Regions from separate parts of the Homo sapiens genome. Here region 2 is linked to region 1. Evidence: chromatin loops called from intact Hi-C (ENCODE). Cell type or tissue: Calu3. All regions are shown on one strand. Links, peaks and the distances in the headings refer to the core of each region. The heading gives the core; the rest is flanking DNA. Region 1 overlaps AFDN (afadin, adherens junction formation factor). Region 2 overlaps KIF25 (kinesin family member 25).

What was found. Peaks named below come from ENCODE experiments on the same cell type or tissue, not always from the same donor. Only the 100,000 strongest peaks of a DNase experiment are listed, where the experiment ranks them.
Region 2: it touches region 1 in a loop (6-fold over the local background); 2 of 110 quality-filtered maps call a loop at or near these places.

What each region holds. Positions count from the first base shown.
Region 1 is chr6:167,931,525-167,934,024 of GRCh38, reverse strand. The region is part of intron 23 of AFDN (afadin, adherens junction formation factor); the gene reads right to left. Among named protein-coding and RNA genes, the nearest start is that of HGC6.3, 47 kb to the left of the region's middle. In Calu3, for the core only: no CTCF peak of the experiment used is centred there; a DNase peak (open chromatin) is centred at 1,274.
Region 2 is chr6:168,002,801-168,014,048 of GRCh38, reverse strand. It overlaps KIF25 (kinesin family member 25), which reads right to left. Exons shown (of 13, transcript NM_030615.4): 4 at 10,346-10,435. Among named protein-coding and RNA genes, the nearest start is that of KIF25, 11 kb to the right of the region's middle. RefSeq lists enhancers at 883-1,799, 5,726-6,925. In Calu3, for the core only: no CTCF peak of the experiment used is centred there; a DNase peak (open chromatin) is centred at 6,308.

The DNA.
Region 1 (2,500 bases), core at 1-2,500:
GAGACCACTGGAGGTGAGCCTGACACTCCTGACAAAGCTCCCCAGAGTCCTGGCCTGTGCAGGGGATGGGTCTGGATCACTTAAGATTCCACTGAGAGAGATGGGGCAAGCCTGGGGCAGTGTGAACCTCTGGGCTACCCCACAGCCAATATTCTACATCCAGGTAAACTCTACAAATTATCATTTTCTATGATGGCTCTTTAGAGGATCAACATTTTATGTTCCTATTATGTTATTTTAATGTTGTACTTGAATTCAGTATTTCAGCCAATCCAAGAAATCAGCACTTAGGCCAAAATTATAAACCAGGTAAAAATAGTATTCTTTTATATAATTTACTATTTTGCTTTTGATACACAAATATATTGTTTCCAAATTCATAAGAAGCCATGAGGGGCAGTGTCACTTCATACAACTTAGTGGAAAGATGTTTCTGGCATCTCCGTGGAAGAAATGTAAGCACAATAGGTCTTTGGAACTGACTAAAAAGGAACCCGGAATTTCCTGACTTCATTTGTTTGACTAGGTGTTTCCCACATGGTCATAATTAGACCATTAAAGAACACAAGAGAAGGTCTCAAAGTCTTCAAAGGACTAAATTACAGTTTATGCGAGAAACTGACTCTCTAAACAGTGAGAAGGCATGTTAATAAACAGTCTTTACCATCTCATTTTTAGGGCATAGGAATCTTATGTTTTAAGCTAAGATTTTAAGATTTTAAAACTTTAAATCAGTACATTGTCTAAAAGCATAAACTTGAACATACTTAAGGCATTAATTAACCATTTATTTTTAAATAAAATAGTAAAATATCCTAAGTACTTTTAAAAGTGTCATTTTTATGTTCACTTTTAGAAAAAACAGGTCTTAGAGAAAGGCTGTAGTTAAAACCACCTAATGGGGCCAAATACAGGTTACATCATAGATATTCTTGTCCATGTCTTCAGCAAGTTACATAGCGGCAGTTATCATATTTAAAGCAACCTTCACCATATTATACCCAGCAGGATGAAATATCATGGCTGTTTTCTTAAATAAGAAGCATACAGAAGGCTTATGTTTTTATGAAGCTTAAGAATTTGCAGCACAAAAGTAGCAAAAACAAAAAAAGAGTGTGTAATTACAAGCTACATTAAACGGTTGTTGCTTCATGAGCAAGTTAATTATTGACAGGTTTAAACAAGTTACACTGAAAGAAAAAGCATTCCTTCAAGACCACAGTGAGCACGAGAACACCGGCAACTGCCCCCTGAAGAAACTCACCACTGACTGTGTTCTTCCAACAACAGAGAACCACATTTTCATTTCCGGGACCACAACAACTTCATGAACTGAAAATCAACCGTCTACTTCTCTCAGTTTTCAACAGCAACCAAGACAGCTGGTTTTTCAAGACCGGGATCACCACATTCTGCGCTGGATGCTATGACCCTGTATGGCATTTATCAACACGACCTAGAACCAATGCAATATTCAGGCTCTTACGTAACCAGTCCACGCTGACTGCTATTCGCTTTGTACTTTTAAACTTTAAAAAGACTTAGAAAAATAAAAAGGAGGGAATTGTTTGTAATTTTAAAATCCAAATTAAACAGGAAGCATCATGTTGTCCCACAGATGACCAAGAAGTAGCCTGCTGACCGTCCCCAAAAGCAATGTTTTAAAAAGTAAACTGCATACCCACACTGCTTCCAAATCATCTGGATTTCATAAAACTTAACCACCGTGTGGAAGGCGAGTCAGGGAACTTAACATCAAAACATGGTTCAGGGTTACAGCAGCTACCCCATACACCAATTTAGAAAAGGAAAAAAGAACGGGCCAAAGACAAAAACCACGCAGCTTATAGAAAACAAGAAAAGCACACAAATGACTAGGGGTAAAATTTAACGACACAAGTCTATAGGTTCCTCTGCAGAAAAAACATATACCACACACTCATGAGACTAACAAGAATACAAACAGCAGGTGATTATCCAATACCAGGCTCAACATGCCTGACACAGCTTCTCTCTCTGAAGAGCTGAGGTAACTATAACTATTACTACTATATTAAAGGCAAGGAAACTGAGGCTTTGAGAGGGGGTGCCATGGGCTCCGTGCTCCAAGGCTGCCAGTGGCAGGAGCAGAATATGCACAGCAGCAGCGTGACTGAAAAGCCCAGGCATAAACAGAATCCTATGTGATGCTGCCACACCAACACGCTCAGTAAGACGCAGGGCAGGGCTAACGGTGAAATCCCCCTGTATACTGCCCTACCCTGCACTCAGAATACACCCCTGAAATCTCAAAAATACCTCCACTCTATTATAATGATGTAAGCAGACCCACATACCTATCAACTATACAGTGTTATCTCGGCAGTGTGTATGTATTAGATGACTTTCCAAGTACCAGAAATTACAAGTAAACTGGAAAAAAAATGGACTGTATTTAGTAATCCAGTATGCCAGGGAACTGCTAGATTCATTTCTCTCATTTCAAGAAAAGGCATTAACA
Region 2 (11,248 bases), core at 4,832-7,331, 75 kb before region 1:
TACTGGTGCTTAAGGCATCAAGTGAGATAAATATATATATATATATATTTGCATGGTGGGAGCAAAGTCAGCAAGACGCTGATGAGAGAGAGCTGGTGCTCAGCTCCCTCTGCCCAAGAAAGGACCAAGGCAATGACTACACAGCTGAGCTCGGACTATGTGGAAGGAAGAGAGCTAAGATCTGGCAGAGTGTGCAGTGCAGCATGGGAGTGGAGAGGCACCTGTGTTGACCGGAAGTCCAGGAAGGCAGAGGGGAGGCACCTGGCTTCTGCAGCCCCATCTCCCCTGCCTGGGTCAGATCTGCCCAGGCAGAAGGGACTTCCCCTTGCAGGGAAAGGGAAGCAGCAGATCCCCACCAGCCCCCACAGAAAACACCTACAGTCCTTACAGCAGGGGAATCCTGCAGTCCTCACAGGCCCTCAGCCATTTGGGAGCTGCAGAGAATTCACGACACAGCTCCATGGCCCCAGATTAGGAGCACAAGGTGTGCACTGCTCACCCCCCAGCCATCCCTGTGAGCCAAGCTGCTGCAGCACAGCCCCATCTTGAGACCAGAGCCACCTCTGGAGCATACCCTGCTCTGGGGAATGGAAACCACAGCCATTCTCCAGCCTTGGAGCTCCATCTTCATGACTCCAAGCCTACACGGGTGGCTGAACGTCACAACCCCAGCTGCATGGATCCCGGGCCCAGGATCAGCTGTGACTCCGGCCTTGCACAGCAGGGAAACCAACCCCCATCACTGCCCTACCAGCTGGAGGAACCTGGCAGTCCCACCCACAGCAACCCTGCCCTTGAGTTAGCCAAGCTGCTGTTCACCTTTCCCCAAGCAGGAGAGGCACCTGAGCCTCCTAGTGGCTAATACACCTCCAGGCCAGAGGAGGGGCTGGGCACCTGTGCTCAGGACATGAGAAACAGCCCCACAGTACCCCAACACCCTACAGACATGCTCCTCACCTGCCCAATAAGCACCTGAGAAACAGCCCCGTTTCTCAGCCACCATCAGTAAGCATATCCCCGAGCCAGGCATGCAGCCTTGCACCTGTACCCCAGGCCCAAGAAACAGCCGCATAGTTCACCCCTGGTGGACACATCCCAGGCCAGCCACACAGCCTGAAACCTGTACTCCAAACCCACGAAACAGCCACACAGGTCACCCCTGGCAGATATACCTCAGGCCAGCTGAGCAGCCATGTGCCCTCGTCCCAGGCCTGAGAAGCAGCCCTGTGGGCAGCCCCTGGCAAACACACCCTCAGGCCAGCCAAGCAGTCACGCAGCTGTGACCCAGACATGGGAAACAGCCCCTTGAATTGGCCCCAGCAGACACACCCCAGACGAGCTGAGCAGCCTTGTGTCGGTGTCCTGGATCAGAGAAACAACCCTACAAGTCACTCCTGGCAGGCACACTCCCAGGTCAGCTAAGCAACTGTGTGCCCATGCTTCTGGCCGGAGGAACAGCCATGTGGCTCCAACTCCAATGAGCCAGACCCCATGTTGGGTGACCTACCGTGTGCATGTGTGTATCCCGAACCCGAGATATAGCCTGAGAGCCTACCCTTGGAAAAGCCGCATCACTGTTACCACAGACTCCCTCACTGTAGGCCACTGAGAAACTCACAAACACCACTAGTGTGTATGACAGCTAAAGGAACAATATGGAGACTACATTGCTGTGTCCATCTAGAACCATGCACCCTAAGTCTTTCCTCCTGAAACCTACTCCATAAAATTGGAAGAGACAATTTTTTCACCAGATGTATAGGAGTCAATGTTAGGGACACAGCAACCATGAAAAAGCAGGGAAATATGTAACCTCCAAAGGGAAGTAATAATCCTCTAGTAACAGAACCTAATTATAAGGAAATATATGAAATACCAGAAAAAGAATTCAAAATAACAATCTTAAGGAAACTCAGTGAGATACAAGAAAATACAGACAATTCAATGAACATAGAAAAACAATTCATAATTTGAATGAAAAATACAATAAAGAGACAGAATTATAAAAAAGAATCAAATCTTAGAGCTGAAGAATTCAATGAAATATATGATATAATAGAGAAATAAAAAATACAATAGAGAGCTTCAACAACAGACTAGACCAAATAGGAAGGAAAAAATTCTAAACTTGAAGACAGGTCTTTTGAAATAACACAGGCAGACAGAGGGAAAGAGAGATAATAAAAAATAATGAAGAAAGCTCACAGGATTTATGGGACAGCATTAAGTGAATCAATATTTGTATTATGGGCATTCCAGAAAGAGAAGAGAAAAGCTGAGGAAAACATATTTAATAAAAATACAGCAGAAAACTTCCCAAGTCTTGTGAGAGAAATGGACATCTAGGTCCAGGAAGCTCAAAGAACCCCCAGGCAGGTCCTCTCCAAGGCACATTGTAGGAAAATTGTCAAAAGTCAAAGACAAATAATTTTAAAAGCAGCAAGAGAAAAGCATTAAGTCACATATAAGTCCATTAAACCAACAGTGGATTTCTCAGCAAAGACTTTGCAGTCCAGGAGAGAATGGGATAATATAGTCAAACTGCTGATTGAAAGAAAAAAATAATTCAGCCAATAATATTATACCCAGCAAAGCTATCCTTCAGAAATGAAAGAAAAATAAAATCTTTCACAGACAAGTAAAAACTAAAAGAATTCATTACCACAAGACGGGACTTACAAGAAATACTCAAGGGTGTCTTACATGTGGAAGTGAAAAGACAATAACCACCATCATAAAAAATACAAAACTATAAAAGTCACTTGTATAGCCAATGCAAAAAGAAGATACCAAAAGGAATCAGACTCACTACAGAAAACCACCTAAATGCAAAAAATAAACAATAAGAGAGGAAGTAAGAAGCAAAGGATAGACAAAACAATCAAAAAGCAGTCAATAAAATGACAAGAGTAAGTCCTCACCTATTAATAATAATCTTGAATGTAAACAAATTAAATTTCCCACTTTAAAGATGTAAACTGCCTGACAGATTAAAGAACAAGACCCAACTATATGCTGTCTACAAGAAACTCACCTCACCTCAACTGTAAAGAGACGTATAGTCTGCAAGTGAAGGGATGGAAAAAAATATTCCAAGCAAAGAGAAACCAAAAGCAATCAGGAGTAGCCTTACTTATGTAAGATAAAGCAGACTTCAAGTTAAAAGCCATAAAAAAGAGGACAGGAGGGACATTACACAATAAAGGGATCAATTCAGCAAGAGAATATGACAATTGTAAATATATTTTCACCCATATATATATAAAGCAAACATTATTAGATCTAAAGGGTAAGATAGGCCCCAATACAATATTCACTGAGGACTTCAACACCCCACTCTCAGCATTGGATAGATCATCTACACATAAAATCAACAAAGAAACATTGGATTTAAACTGCACCATAAACCAAATGGACCAGAAGACACTTACAGAACATTTCACTCAACAGCTACAGAATACATTTTTTCATCAGCAAATGGAACATTCTTCAGGATTGACCACATGTTAGGACACAAAACAAGCCTCAACAATTTTTTTCAATCAAAACCACATCTAGTGTCTTATTCGACCATAACAGAATAAAAGTCCACATCAATAACAAGAGGAACATTTGAAAATACACAAATACATGGAAATCGAGCAACATGCTCCTGAATGACCAATGGATGAAGGCGGAAATTAAGAATGAAAATTTAAAATTCTCTGAAACAAATTAAAATAGAAATATATCATACCAAAACCTATGGGACACAGCAAAAAAGTTAAAATTCTCTGAAACAAATTAAAATAGAAATATATCATTCCAAAACCTATGGGACACAGCAAAAGCAGTATTAAGAGCCAAGTCTGTAGCAATAAATGCCTATATTAAAAAACTGGAAAGATTCATATAAATGACATTATGATGCACCTCAAGGAACTATAAAAGCAAGAACAAATCAAACCCATAATTAATAGAAGAAAATAAATAAAGATTAGAACCACAATAAAAGAAATTGACACAAGAAATACAGAAGATCAATGAAACAAAGTTAATTTTTAAAATAGACAAAGAAAATCAACAAACCATTAGCCAGACTAACAGAAAAAAGAAGGAAGACCCAAATAAAATCAGAAACAGAAAAAGAGATATCACAACGGCTACCACAAAAATACAAAGGATCATCCAGAACTACTATAAACAACCATATGCCAATAAATTCAAAAACCTAGAAGAAACAGATAAATTCCTGGATACATATAATCTACCAAGATTGAACAAAAAAGAAATTAAAAATCTGAACAGACCAATAACAAGTAATGAGACCAAGTCAGTAATAAAGTCTTCTAATGAAGAAAAGTCTAGGACCAGAAGGCTTCACTACTAAATTCGACCAAACCTTTAAAGAATAATTAATACGAATTCTTCTGAAACTATTGCAAAAAAAACTGAAGCAGGGGGAATTCTTGCTAACTCATTCTACAAGGCCAGCATAACCGGGATACCAAAACCAGACAATGACAAAACAATAACAAAAAACTATAGGCCAACATTCCTGATGAACATAGTTACAAAAATTCTCAGCAAAGTACTAGCAAACTGCATTGAACAGCACATCAAAAAGATAATACACCATGATGAAGTGGGATTTATCCCAAAATGTGAGGACAGTTCAAAATATGCAAATCACTAAACAAATTGGGTCACATCTACAGAATGAAGGACAAAAATCATGTGATCATCTCCAAAGATGCAGAAAAAGCTTTTCAAAATATTCAACATCCTTTCATGATAAAAAAAAACAACTCTTAATAAATTAGGTATAGAAAAAAACAACCTCAATATAATAAAGACAATATATAACAAACCCACAGCTAACATCCTAACATCTTTCAGCTTTTTCTTTAAGGACTGGAATAAGACAAGGATGCCAAGTCTCACCACTCTTATCAATATGGTATTGGAAGTCCTAGTCATAGCAATTAGGCAAAAGAAAGAAATAAAGAGCATCCAAATCATACAGAAGGAAGTCAAATTGTTCCTGCTTGAAGATAACATGATCTGATATATAGAAAATCCTAAAGACTCTACCAAAAATCTCTTAGAACTGATCGACAACTTCGGTAAAGTTGCAGGATACAAAATTAATATGAAAAAATCAGTATTGTTTCTATATATGAGCAATGAACTAAATGAAAAATAAATTTAAAAGGCACTCCCATTTATATACAATAGCTGCAAAAAATTTAAAATACCTAGGAATAAATTTAACCAAGGAGGTGAGAAACCTCTAAAAGGGTAATTAGAAAACACTAATGAAAGAAATTGAAGAGGATGCAAACAAATGGAAAGACATCTCATGCTCAAGAATTGGAAGAATTAAAATTGTTAAAATGACAATACAACCCAAAGCAATCTAGAGATTCAATGCAATCCTTATCAAAATACCAATGACATTTTTCACAGAAATTGAAAAAATTGTAAAATTTGTATGGAACCACAAAAGATTCCAAAAGGCCAAAGAAATGCTGAGAAAAAAGAACAAAGCTGGAGGAATCACACTACCTGCTCTCAAAATATATTACAAAGCTATAGTAACCAAAATAGCATGGTACTGGCATAGAAACAAACACATAGACCAGTGGAACAGAATAGAGAACCCAGAAATTAACCAACATATCTATAGTCAACTGATTTTTTAACAAAGATGTCAAGAACACTCATTGAGGAAAGGATGGTCTCTTCAATAAATGGTACTAGGAAAACTGGAAATCCATATACAGAAGAATGAAACTAGACCCCCACCTCTTACACTATACAGAAATCAACTCAAAATGGATCAAAGGCCTAAATGTGAGACACAAAGTGATTAAACTACTGGAAGAAAACACAGAGGAAATGCTTCAGGAAAAGGTTTTATGGGAATCTCTTTTGGCTTCAAGGAAGAAATTCTTTCATAAGGTAGGCCAAATCCATACAGTATTCCTTCATAAGGTAGGCCAAATCCATAAAGTAAACTAAAGAGAATGTTCTATTAAAGGAAAGAACAACAAATCCATGAAGTTCTCTCTCAGGCCATTTAAGATAAGAGTGATGCAGTAGGGCCTGTGGGCCCACAGAAATCCAAGCTATGACTGACCACAACAGGGAAATGTGATCTGAGAGACCAATAGATGCTTCTTTATCAACTAAGATGGATCCTAAGATTAAGGAAATAAAAGGTACCTATGAGTCAGAGGTTCAGGGCTTGGCTGCCTGACAGCTTCCTAAATTCCTGTGGCTACAAGAAAAACCACACTCTTGCTAAACTCCCTAACAACGGGAGCCATCAGGAAAATCCCTAACTCTGATTCACAACCCAGACCACCGCAACCCTGATTAGGCAGAGGATCAGCCTTGCACAATTCTTTCCTGAGAAGCAGCTGCAGACCTCCAGCTATTTTCGGCCAGCTTATACAGACTGTGCACAAACTGTGTGTCCTGGAGTTCACCTTTTAACAGAGAGAGCTGGAGACTGTCTCTTCTCAGTTTGCAAACTGATATCACTGATAAAATCCCCCTTTCTACTCTTTAGCCATCCTGGTAGTCATTACCATTGACTGTGGTAATCATTTTACTGATTGTATGGTTTTGTGTTTGTTTTTGTTTTTGTTTTGAGATGGAGTCTCATTCTTGTTGCCCAGGCTGGAGTGCAATGATTCAATCTCAGCTCACTGCAGCCTCTGCCTCCCGGATTCAAGCGATCTCCTACCTCAGCCTCCCAAGTAGCTGGGACTACAGGCGCCCACCACCACGCCCAGCTAATTTTTTGTATTTTTAGTAGAGACAGGGTTTCACCATGTTGGCCAGGCTGGTGTCGAACTCCTGGCCTCAGGTGATCCATCTGCCTTGGCCTCCCAAAGTGCTAGGATTACAAGTGTGAGCCACCATGCTCAGTTGTAAAACTGATTACCACATGTGTCATCCAAAGATGGATGGTAATCATATACATCTGTATATTAAATTATCATGTTGTAGATGTCGAATGTATACAATTTTTGTCGATTTTACCTAAATAAAGCTGAATCAATCAATCAATCAATAATACTTTAAAATAAAGAATTGTAAAAGTTTTTCTTTCTGGGGACATAGTAAGAGCAATTTTAAAGTATGGCTATAACAATTTTCTTGGCCTTTTTAAAAAGTATAAGGCTATCAGTCCGTTAACTAAAACTACCTTTTGAAAAAGAGTTTCTAAAGTTTACAATACGTAACCATCATCAGACTGATTCAGGTGACGGGCCTTGTAGAACCGCATATGGTAATCAACGTGACACAAAATCATCTTCAAAATGGCCATTGTGTCCTACATGACCTGAGATTTTCCTGAATTCAAAATTATCAATGTTAGTGAAGTGTTTAGCATTTCATGTGCTTTCTAAATTCATCTTGTGATCACCATAATAAGCTGAATGAAGGAGAGGCCCAGCATTTTTTTAACTGTTCTCACTGGGGACTTTGTAACGTACACAGAAATGGGGGAAACAGCACAAGACGTCCTCAGGTGCAATCGCCCGGTGCCACAAGTGTGGAATATCCGGCCAGTCTTGTTTCACAGACACTCCTGCAAAACCCACCTCCCTTTCCTCAGCATACTGTACATTCAAAACCAGACAACAGATCGTTGTATTGCTGAGTATTACAGGCTGCATTTTTAAATGATAAGAACACTTTTAAAGCACAATTTGCCCGGTGTGGTGGCTCACGCCTACAATCCTAGCACTTTGGGAGGCCAAAGCAGGAGGATCACATAAGCCAGGAGTTCAAGACTAGCCTGGGCAACATAGTGAGACCCCCCCATCGCTAAAAAAAAAAAAAAGAAATAGAATACAATCACCATGCCATTCATCACACTTTACAAAATTAATGTCACATGGAGAGTGGCAGAACATGTCACCCCAAAATATGCCACTTTGGCATCAGGATTATCTTTACTTAAAGGTTCCTGAGAAGCAGGAGGCTCATGCAGAGCACTCCAGCTTCCCCTCTTCCTCCTGCACTGAAGGCAGGACCTGACCCTCCCATGAGAGCCGCCCTTGCTGGGCCAGGAACAAAGCATGTTCTCGTCAGTAGATGGGGTCTGTGATGGTTAATACCGAGCGTCAACTTGATCAGCGGATTAAAGGATACAAAGTATTGATCTTGGGTGTGGCTGTGAGGCTGTTGCCAAAGGAAATTAACATTGGAGTCAGTGGGGTGAGAAAGGCAGACCCGCCCTTAATCTGGGTGGGCACCGTCTAATCAGCCGCCAGCAAATATAAAGCAGGCAGAAAAATGTGAAGAGAGAGACTGGCCTAGCCTCCCAGCCTACATCCTTCTCCCGTGCTGGATGCTTCCTACCCTCGAACATCGGACTCCAAGTTCTTCAGCTTTGGATCTCGGACTGGCTCTCCTTGCTCCTCAGCGTGCAGATGGCTGTTGTGGGACCTTGTGATCGTGTGAGTTAATACCTAATAAACTCTCCTCTACATATGTATCTATTCCATTCGTTCTGTCCCTCTAGAGATCCCTGGCTAATACAGGGTCGAAGCTGAGCAGCTCTGCACAGACAGACCTGTTAGCACAGCCCTCGCCTTCCCTCTGTCTCCCATCTCATTTGGTTGCTTGTCCACAGTGGCCTCTGCCCAACCCCGCAGGGCAGCGTGCAGGCTGTGCCACTCCTCAACTCTTCATTTTCCGGGGGGCTCTGTGTCAGGTAGACCCCACATTCAACAAATCCGATGCTCTTCCCCGTCAACCTGCCTTAGGCCAATTCCATTCTCAGGCTCCACCAGGGACCCTAGGAGGATAGAGGAGAAGGTTTGCCCCCCTATATACCCAGGACACATTCGGACTTCCCCCACTGTCCCAACAATGCCTGTGACAGTCAGCTCGTGCATGCCAGGCTTGCCTGTGACAGTCGGCTCGTGCACGCCAAGCTCGCCTGTGACAGGTGGCTCGTGCACACCAGGCTCCAAACCAGGACACACTGAGGCTGACACGTCTCATTCTACTGTGTCCTCCTGCCTTTAAAAACAAAAGTTATTACTAGAGAAGCCAGGCAGTCTGTTCTGTGAAATGTCCGCATTCTGGCTTGGCAGATGGTTTTCTCTCCTTTAAAATGACTGTCCCCAAGACTTGATTAGATGCTGGTTTGATTTTGAAGCAAAAGTGCTTCATCAGTCCCACTGTGTCCCACCTGCTGCACCACCTCGGGACATCATGTCTCTGCATCCCAACTTCAGGGAAGCTGCGAGTGCTTAGAGGGTTTGAGGCAACCCTGAACCCTCGTCGTGAAGATCCTATCAACCCCTGAGCAGCGTCCACTCAGGAGAAAGTGCTTAGAGGGTTTGAGGCAACCCTGAACCCTCATCGTGACGATCCCATCAACCCCTGACCAGCATCCTCTGAGGGCCTAGAGTCACCATTTCATTGGGGGTTTCAAATGATGGTTTTCCAGTTTTATCATTTGTTGAGTTTATTACCTAGAATCTTCTGTTCCCTCAAAAACCATGCATCTGCCCTGAGTATGTTTCCTACAGGAAGGACATCACAACCCTTTTCTCTTTCTATCACTTTTTGGAATAATGAGTTGATGTTCTAGCACCCAAAAAATTAATGTGAGGTCTTTTTAAAAACTCATTATTATGAACTCAAGATTGTACATATAATTATATATTTCAATCTGCTTTAGTCCCTCCTTAATCCCCAGGCTTCTATCCCGCGTTGAGGGAGTGCCTGCCGTGGGCTCCATGTGCTGGGACAGCCCCCGTTCTGTTCTGAGGCCTCCCTTGCTGTTCAGCTCCCCAAGTGCCCCAGGCTCCTCCCACCCACTTCCTTTCCTGGCCCAGATGCGAGGTGTCAAATGAGCTTTTCTCCTGCAGTGGGCTTGGTACTCAGACACCCCTGGGGTGTTGGGCTGCTCCTTCTGACTTCTCGGCCTTTTCGTGGATAAAACTAAAAAGCAAGGAGGCTTTCAGGAGAAACAAAATCATGCTTGATTCCAGTTTAGAATCACAAAGTTCACCCATGATATCACTGATTTTATATTTATATCTCTTTTCCTGGTGCTCTAAATTTTAGAACTTGCTCATATTTGCACTGATTGATCATTTGGGCTGGAAAATAAATGGAAGTGAAGTAACTTCCTCACATAGAACTACGGGTCAGGAGCTGGTTTCCCACAAGGAAAGCATGTCAAATGCTTAATTTCATGTTCCAATAGAAATCAAGGAACAAAAACAACTCTTCTTAACTAAGAAAGCCTAAAATAAATTATTTTCTATTTATTCAGTCTCTGAGTTGCTCTCCATTGTAGGGATCTGTGGGGACTACGGACACCCACCAAGCAGGAAGCTGCTCTCTGAATACAATTTGTGAGGAAACTTGTAGACTCAGGTCATCAACAGCATGGGCCGCTTCTCTAGAGATGGAGCTGAGGGAATGAAACAACATTGAAAATACACATCATGAAGAAATTGCTTTCTGAATTCCTAACATTCAGCCTCTAAAACACCCTTGTGTTTCTTCGCCATCATCTCTGTCTCTGTCCTGGTCACTCTAAAACACCCCTCTGCTTCTCTGCCATCATCTCTGTCTCTGTCCTGGTCTCCCAGGACACTGGCTTGGCTCCTCTTCCTCCTCTTCCTGTGTGCATGGATCCACCCTTCCATCCTTTTCTAAAACTCCACTCGTCCTTTTGGACCTTATGCTTTTTATTTTTTTTACTCTTTACTTTTTATGTATTATTTTCTTCTCTTCCCCACCCCCTTTTGTCTTCTCTTGATTTTTTTACTCCAATACCCCTGTTCTTTATTTCTTGTTTTCATCTTCCCTGTCTGCATTGCATGGGAGAGTCATCCATACTCCAGTAAGAACGCTTAAATATCTCCTTCATGCGCAGTTTAGAGCGGTGGTGATACAGAACAAGGGTCCCAAATCCCTGGCCATGGAGGCCTGTTAGAAACCAGGCTGCACAGCAGGAGGTGAGCGGTGCGCAAGTGAGCAAAGCTTCTCTGAATTACAGCCGCTCCCTATCACTGGCATCACTGCCTGAGCTCCACCTCCTGTCAGACCAGCAGCAGCATTAGATTCTCTTGGGAGCACAAACCCTACTGTGAGCTGTGCATGTGAGGGATGCAGGTTGCACACTCCTTATGAGACTCTGATGCCTGATGACCTGTCACTGTCTCCATCACTGCTAGATAGGACCCTCTAGTTACAGGAAAATAAGCTCAAGGCTCCTACT